Regions from separate parts of the Homo sapiens genome. Here region 2 is linked to region 1. Evidence: chromatin loops called from intact Hi-C (ENCODE). Cell type or tissue: IMR-90. All regions are shown on one strand. Links, peaks and the distances in the headings refer to the core of each region. The heading gives the core; the rest is flanking DNA. Region 1 overlaps LINC00578 (long intergenic non-protein coding RNA 578). Region 2 has its middle 90 kb from the start of LINC02015.

Region 1 (4,396 bases), core at 271-4,270:
GTTCGCCAGGCTGATCTCAAACCCCTGACCTCAGGCGATCCACCCGCCTTGGCCTTCCAAAGTGCTGGGATTACAGGAGTGAGGCTCCGCGCCGGGCCTAATTTCTTTTCTTTATAAATTACCCAGTCTGTGGTATTCTGTTATACCAACACAAAATGGACAAAGATAACAAAGGAGGTAGGAAAGTACATTGAAATGATTCCACTGTCACAAACATTTCTAAATGCTTTTCCAATGTATATGTTTTAAAATTACTTTCAAAATATGTGGCACATTTTTCAGTATTCTCAATTGTGGCAAATCTTTGGATGTGAAAGTATATTTGAATGTTGGACAAAGTGAAATATCATTCACATTCAAGTTTAGTAAATGAAACCAGTTATTTTTTCAATATTGGCAAATGGCTTAAAAAATAATACTAATATTTTGCATGTGCTTCATATATAAATAGGTTCTAAAGCTAATACCAAAAAAGTCTGAAGAACATTTTCAGCTTATCTTACAACTAGAAGCCCAAATAATAGGAATATGAATTTACATATGCAAATGAAAACCAGCTTCATTTTAAAAGTTTAATGTGGGCATTAGATGTACTTGTGTATTGTGCTTCCAAGGATCTGTGTGTACAGCTCTATTATCATACACTGCATTACAGGTGGGTGTGAGTTCCACCTCCAGCCTGTGAGATGCCTGCAGGGAGCCATCCTGAGTCCTCCGAATTGACACAGTGTCTTTGGGGTAGGAATTTCCCAGTGAATGCTTACTTAAATGAATTCAGTAAGTGCGTTTTGATTTTTCCATAGATTGACACAGTGGAACAGTGGCTAAGAGATGATTCTTTACTATAAGCACCCTTCATAGGCAAAGTGGGAATGTGCTTATTGATGAGGTCAAATAATTCAGACTGCGGTTCCCACATTGGTCTTGAGTAGTGGATGGCTCCACTAAAACACTAGGTTTCATGGGTTTCACCTGTTTTCTGGTAGTTAATTTAAGGAGATGGTGCACTAAGACAACTTAGATGGAAAAAATAAATAGCAGCATAAAAAGCAAACTGTGATTGTATAGAACTGTGAGATAATATTCAACTTCGTTTCATTTATTTATTTATTTATTTAGTGACAGAGCGTCGCTCTATTGCCCAGGCTGGAGTGCAGTGGCACGATCTCACTGCAACCTCCGCCTCCTAGGTTCAAGTGATCCTCCTGCCTCATCCTCCTGAGTAGTTGGGATTACAGGCACCTGCCACCACTCCCTGCTAATTTTTGTATTTTTAATAGAGATGGGGTTTCACCATGTTGGCCAGGCTGCTCTTGAACTCCTGACCTCAAGTGATCTGCCCACCTTGTCCTCCCAAAGTGCTGGGATTACAGGTATGAGCCACTGCACCCGGCCTCAACTTGATTTTAATGTGTGGGTGAGAAATATATGTTCTCATGTACTCAGTTTTGGTTTAAGTGTATAAATGGACTTACACGTGACACAGGTTGGAAAGAAGCAGAACACTTTAGGCAACAAGGCACTTGATGAAGCACCATGGTACTCTAAGACCTTCTCCACTTTGTCCACATCCCACCTTCCTTTCATGATGCAGCTCTCATTCCACCTCCTTCCTGAAATCTCTCCTGACCTCTTCATTCTAATTAACATACCTTTCTCCGGACATCCAGAGCATCTCATCTTGCCTTTCCTAAGGTACTTTTTCCCAACACCTTCCACCTGGTTTAATACCTATCTGTATATATCTTCTCCTCCTCCCCACCACTATATATTATGCCCCACATGCGCAGAGTCTGTGTATCTACATCTTTGTCTCTTTACATGGTGTCTGGCACAGCACCTTCTTCAGAGTGGGTTTTCAATATGTGATTATTGAAAAGTAAATGAGCAAGATGGCCATGACAAAGCAAAGGAGTAATAAACAACTTCTTCCTAAGAGACGAAAGATATACAATGTTTTGCTTTGTGAATACACAGCCATGCAGGTCTAGAGAGAAATGCAATGTACGTTTATTTTTGTTGTGTTTATTTGTTCTTAGTCAAGGTGTCTAATCTACTATGCTGTTTCCTTATGCACAGATGGAAACTTATCATGCATAGGAGACTCTGAAGGAAATAATTTTTGTTTAAACTTTGCCTTAGAAACTTCAAGGGAATTCAGAACAGGATTTCTTTAATGATCTGGCTGTATTATATTACCGATTACCAAGCTGAAAAATGCTTGGCAGAACTTTTGGCTTCTGAGGTTTTGGATGTCTTCCAGGTAATCTGCCTCGGAATTTTGAAATACAAATAAATGAGTTCCAGTTCAAATTTTAAAAAATCTGAGCTGCTAGGCCTTTGTTTACCTTCCATCTGAACATTTTGGTACAGATATACCAACCAAGCAGAAAGAAGATAATCAGTCGACATTTCTGAGGTTATTAGTGGCCTTGGTTTAAAAGAACAAAATGAGAGTAAATGGTTTAAAACTTCATCATGTTTCTTCCTAGTAACTGGCTTCTGGTGTTGGCATTTATTTTCCAGGATGTTTTCTCCCAGTTTTTATTTGGGAGAGGAGGACGAGGGTGTTCTTTGCTGCTTTGTTTCTCCCAGAGGGAAGATTCTGAATGTTCCTTTGTTAAACGTTACACACGTAGCTTTTGTTTTACTTTCTTGTCTGGTAGCCAAGTATTTTTCAAGTCACTCAACATTCTACTGAGGCATGCTAGTCCACTGAATATGATTATAAAGGAAAGCCTAACATGACCTAAAAAGAGGGAGGACGGAGAGCTTTGGCTGTTGTGAGCACCACAGCTAATGAAGAAGCAGGATAATTTGCATGAGCGATATCCCTTCAGTTATTTCTGTAAATCTCAGAGCCAGTTCCTGTCAAGTTGTGAGGAAACAAACATTTTTTATTAAGGAATAAAAAGATAGGCCAGGCCCAGTGGCTCACACCTGTAATCCCAGCACTTTGAGAGGCTGAGGCGGGCAGATAGCGAGGTCAGGAGTTTGAGACCAGCCTGGCTAACATGGTGAAACCCCGTCTCTACTAAAAATACAAAAATTAGCCGGGCATGGTGGTGGGTGCCTGTAATCCCAGCTACTTGGGAGGCTGAGGCAGGAGAATCGCTTGAACCCGGGAGGCGGAGGTTGCAGTGAGCGGAGATAGCGCCATTGCACTCCAGCATGGGCAATAGAGTAAGACTCTGTCTGAAAAAAAAAAAAGAGAATAAAAAGAGAAAGAAGGAAAGCCCTTACTTCCACCCCCTAAACACACATGCGCACATTCCACGCACACATATATGTGTGTACATGCTCGGAAGTGAAGTGGTTTTTGTAGGATTTCGTGGCTATAACACCGTCGTTTATGTTCTGGGAGGCTGGGGTGAGTCAGCAAGTATTCTGAAAGGGAAAGACATGGTGGGGAGGATAAAACGGCTCTTCATTTTAAGAAATCCCTCTTATCAAGCCTACTATTAACTTGTTTCTTTGGCAACTACTATGCATTTGCTACGGAAATATATCCCCAGAATAAAATTTCCATGGAAGGAAAATAATAGCATCAAATTTTTCCTCCAAAGTTTCCGATACAATGAAATTTATTTGTCCTTAACTTTGGATTGGTGGAAGAAGACCAATACCTCTCACAATACAATTCAAAGACATGAGATGAAAACAATCTTTCTCACTTTACAATTTTGGATGACATGTTTTATTTAAAAACTTTTCGTTTCTGTGGGAGGTTTTTACAGGAAACTATCTTTAGTATTTCATATGACCATTGTCATTTGAAGATGATGCTGAACTTGTCTTCCCACTTGTAAGCTCTTCTTACAGACCAGCATGAAACAAGCAGCTTAGCCCATCAGCTAATGCCCAAACTGAGACTGGGCTGGCAGGACAGGTGGACAAGCCACCTGAAGCCTAGAAATGACCTGACCTCTCTACTCTGGTAGGTTCTGAGACAGCCACTTAGCTCTAGTTTCACCAGCATTCTTTTCGATATCTTGGAATAGAATAGGCCCTGAGAAAACTGTGAAACAAACAAAAATAATTTTTTTCCAGGAATATTTTATTCTGCCTCCTGCCTTCTTCCCTTCACCAGGTTCCTAGTTTCTTTACCTGTTCCTGGCCCTGCAAAGCCCTCATGTGTCACTGTTCTGGGTGAGAATCTTCTCTCTAAAGCATTTGAGACCCTTGCTCTTCCCTTTACCACCGCATCTCCAGACCCTAATTCCTTCCCTAGTGAAGACTTAGCATTAGATGGTGATGATATGAAAATAGGAGCAACTAACATTTGTCACATTCTTTCTTTGTTTATGGCCTTCGCTAAGCCTGGTAGCTGACCTGTCTCATTTAATTACTACAACCATCTTATAAGCTCTATAGAATTTTGAATTCCAGTTTTATT
Region 2 (4,396 bases), core at 224-4,223, 290 kb after region 1:
AGATTATTACAGTGGCCTCACTTTAAACAGAAGAACCTGAAGCCCAAAAAGGTGAGGTCACTGCTTTAAATTAATAGTTAGAAAGCTGCAGAATCAAACAGACTCAGTTCTCTAGATTCCTAGCCCAGTTACATTTTTTTAGTATGACACTATCACCCTTAACAACAACCAACAAAACCCAAACTGCTTAAAACATTTTAATCCAAGGCAAATCTTTAGTTCTTCTGGTTTGCTGGAGTGGGAGGTGGGGTGGAGGGACTGGGGAAACAGTAGGATGAGGCAGTGGAGATTTAACATTCTTGTATGTGCTGGAGTGCTGTGCTAGGTGCTTCCATTTTTAATCTCTTTAAATGCAAGAACTTTGTGAGATCAGTGCTATTCCCTCCATTTTCCAGGTGAGGAACCATGAGTCTCAGAGAAGCTAAGAAGTTTATCCAGACACCCACATTTTTGTGAGTGGTGGACTTAAGATTTGAACCTGTTTTGGTTTCCAAGTTCTTTGGTCTTTTTACTGTTCCTTAATTGTTGCCTGTTACAGGATGCCTTGCATTTCTTCATAAATGAGTCCAATTTTTGCCTGCCACCTGGTTTATATGACTGTCCAGATTGATTTTTCTTTTAAATTTACATTTTGCAACTGTAGGCTTTTTTCCTTTCCATTTACCTCCTGCCTCAGTCATGAGGTTGGAAAAAATGAGAAGTATGCTGGTTTTGTTTGGACTGAGAACATTCCAAAATGTTTGGCTGCACCTCAAAACCCTGTTAAAATAATATTATTTATAACTTTCTGCTTGGTCAATTTTGTTTTAAGTTTGGCTATCTCCCATAGGAGGTTATTCTTTCTCCTTGATGGTAAGGTTTGCTGCTTGAAAGCCTTAATCTTAAACATTTTTCAAGTAAGACTCAGGTCCTTGCCTGAATACAAACTCGTTAGATAATAGCCCCAACCACTCTGAAGCAGTTCATTGCAGAAGCTCACTCTCAGCTGTTGTGGGTGGGGTGTTAGCAGAATGAATGCCATAGGTTTACATGTGAACCATCAGCCCTGCTCACAAAATATAATCTGTCCAGCACCGCGATAGGTTGCATTTTAGAGCTGGGCTTTAGTATGGTGTGACTGTTTACCAGAATGCCTTCTGAGGAATACAAAGTAATTTTTTTTTTTTTACATTCCTCCTCAGTAAGGTTATTGTTGTTAGCAGATTTATTTAGCTGCCCTAGCAGCTTAAGACATTTCATTGACTTTTGAGCAGACGATTTGATTTTTCAGGCACAGATGGGGGAAAAACAGCTAGCAGAATCATTAGAATGGATACCTACCACAAGTAGTAGGGAGGCAGGCTTTTAACAGGACATAGCTAAAGAGAAGACCTGTCTTTGCCTCAATGTGTAATTGAACACTGTCTAAAATTGATGGCAAAGCAATGTGAATTATAGGGGCCAAGGATTTGCTATTTAGAAACTTAAACAAATCTGCTTTTTCTAAAAGGCCTTTCTTTTTCACACAAAAACGATGGTCAGTGAAGTGGCAATTCTCAGTGAAACGACAATGCTTCTCCCTCAGGAGCAGCTACCCTCAAGGAAACAGAGCCAAAACACAGAGACTGAATCATTAACCTAAAAATGTAGTTACATAACTGCTAAAATTCCACACTTTGCAGGCCTGTGGCCTGACTTTAGCCTTTAGAGACATTCCTAGCCCAGTGGTTGCTAGTAGCCACTGCTCACATTTCTCCATCTCTCTGCCTCCCAGGAGCTAAACTCCTATTGATTTTCCCAGAACCCTGAGCTGTCTCCATAATAGAATGATTTGGTGGGCGTCCTGTCAAATGCAAAAGGAAGCCTCTGCCAGACTGAGCATTAGAACACGGTGTTTTTAAATAGAAATGTGAAATATCAGTGCAATTACAAATCAATAAAAACCCAGAGGGAAAGAGAATCTCATTTGAGGAAAGATCTTTAAGTTTTTTTCCTTTCTTTTTTCTCGTAATGAAAAATTAGATCAGGGAACCAAATTTATGAGGTAAAAACTGTCAACAAAGTATTCCTAGCTGTTGCTGAGGCTGAGAAAAAAGAAAGCTAAATCATGCATGCAGTGTGAGTATGTGAATGACACATTTTAATATATTAGGGAGTCAAAATACCTCTCATTTTTTACTTGTGTTTTTGGCTGTTGCCCAAATCGTTATTGTTTTATTTATTTTGCTAATGTCATTCTCTTATGCCTTTTTCCAAATTCCATATTTTCTCCTAGGTTTGCTTTCCATATGCTGGATGATGTGTGTGGATTTTCAGTGTGTGTTTCAGAGTCTTAAAAGCTCATGCTAGCTTGCTTAACATACCTGCCATAACTCATGATATAGAACCCTATGGAGAACTGTGTTGCAACATGGATGCAGTGCCTATACTAAGGCACATTGCCAAGCTGAAGACTGTCAGAGAGCATCACTAACGGAGGTAAGCCAGTAGGGTCTAAAAATCTTCACAGAGAGAAGGTATGACCAGATGATAGTCCATTAAATTGCGTTGAGGTGCAGCACTATGTTCTAAATTGGTGTACCCCACGAATTTATATGTTGAGGCCTAATACCCAATGTGATAGTATTAAGAGGTATGGCCTTTAGGAAGTGATTAAGTCATAAGGTGAGGGCTTGACCCTTATGAATGAGAATAGTGACCTTATAAAAGAGGCTTGAGTGAGCTCTCTGGCTCTTTTTTGCCATGTAAGGATGCAGCAACAAGTCACCATCTATTAAGCCAATTACCAGACACCAAATCTACTGGTGCTTTGATGTTGGACTTCCCAGCCTCCAGACCTCTAAGAAATAAATCTCTGTTGTTTATAAATTACTGAGTCTAAAGTACTTTGTTATAGCAGCCTGAATAGACTAAGACATGCAGCAAGTGAATAGATCACTCACTGTAGCCTGGATCTCTCCTTCATTATGACAGGGTTGTTTCTCGTACTGGACATAGGTCACCTTTGCTAACCTCTTACAGAAATTCTAAACTTTGTGAGAGGAAATGCAGAAATGTGAGAGAAGAACAAGGAGCTATGTGAAGAAGAGAGATGGAAATGGATTGAGACTGTTGAAATAGGAGAAAATATCTTGGTTTTGACATCATTTCCAAAGAATCATAGTTATCAAATAAAAAATTTCACAATTATCCAAAATTATAATAAAAATTCAGTGGCTGGCAAAATGGCTGAATAGGATCAGCTCTGGTGTGCAGCTCCCAGTGAGATCCACACAGAAGATGAGTAATTTCTGCATTTCCAACTGAGGTACTTGGCTCATCTCATTGGGACTGGCTAGACAGTGAGTGAAACCCATGGAGGGCAAGCTGAAGCAGGGTGGGACATTGCCTTACCTGGGAAGTGCAAGGGGTCAGGGAACTCCCTCCCCTAGCCAAGGGAAGCCATGAAGGACTCTGACATGAAGACTGGTGCACTCCAGCCCAGATACTACGCTTTTCCCATGGTCTATGCAACCCACAGACCAGGAGATTCCCTCGGGTGCCTATGCCACCAGGGCCCTGAGTTTCATAAAACTGGGCAGCCATCCCGAGCTAGCTGCAGGAATTTCTTTTCATACCCCAGTGGTACCAGGAACATTTAAGTCTGCTGAAGCTGCGCCCACAGCTGCCCCTTCCCCCAAGTGATCTGTCCCAGGGAGATGGGAGATTTATCTGTAAGCCCCTGATTGGGGCTGCTGCCTTTCTTTCAGAGATGCCCTGCCCAGAGAGGAGTCTAGAGAGGCAATCTGGCTACAGCAGTTTTGAGGCGCTGCAGTGGTATCCACCCAGTCTGAACTTCCAAGCAGTTTTGTTTACACTGTGAGGGGAAAACTGCCTACTCAAGCCTCAGTAATGGCAAATGCTCCTCCTGGCAGCAAGTTTGAGCATCCCAGGTCGACTTCAGACTGCTGTGCTGGCAGCGAGAATTTCAAGCCAGTGGATATAAGCTTGCCAGTGAGATAGAACCGTTCAGTCCCCTGGAAAGGGGGCTCAAGCTAGGGAGCCAAGTGGCCTAGCTCAGCGGATCCCACTCCCATGGATCCCAGCAAGCTAAGATCCACTGGCTTGAAATTCTTGCTGCCAGCACAGCAGTCTGAAGTTGACCTGGGATGCTCAAGCTTGCTGTGGGGAGGACCATTTGCCATTACTGAGGCTTGAGTAGGTGGTTTTCCCCTCACAGTGTAAACAAAACTGCTAGGAAGTTTGGACTGGGTGGAGCCCACCGCAGCGCCTCAAAGCTGCTGTAGCCCGACTGCCTCTCTAGACTCCTCACTGGCAGGGCATCTCTGAAAGGAAGGCAGCAGCCCCAGTCAGGGGCTTTTAGATAAAACTCCCATCTCTCTGGGACAGAGCACCTGGGGGAAGGGGCGGCTGTGGG

Evidence for each region. A loop is a pair of places that touch in the nucleus more often than their neighbours do. Peaks named below come from ENCODE experiments on the same cell type or tissue, not always from the same donor. Only the 100,000 strongest peaks of a DNase experiment are listed, where the experiment ranks them.
Region 2: it touches region 1 in a loop (7-fold over the local background); 2 of 110 quality-filtered maps call a loop at or near these places.

Annotation. Positions count from the first base shown.
Region 1 is chr3:177,616,927-177,621,322 of GRCh38, forward strand. All of the region lies in intron 2 of LINC00578 (long intergenic non-protein coding RNA 578), which reads left to right. Among named protein-coding and RNA genes, the nearest start is that of LINC00578, 180 kb to the left of the region's middle. In IMR-90, for the core only: no CTCF peak of the experiment used is centred there; a DNase peak (open chromatin) is centred at 2,255; H3K27ac peaks cover 1,096 bases.
Region 2 is chr3:177,904,640-177,909,035 of GRCh38, forward strand. No RefSeq gene overlaps it. Among named protein-coding and RNA genes, the nearest start is that of LINC02015, 90 kb to the left of the region's middle. In IMR-90, for the core only: a CTCF peak has its summit at 1,727; DNase peaks (open chromatin) are centred at 842 and 1,652; H3K27ac peaks cover 2,295 bases.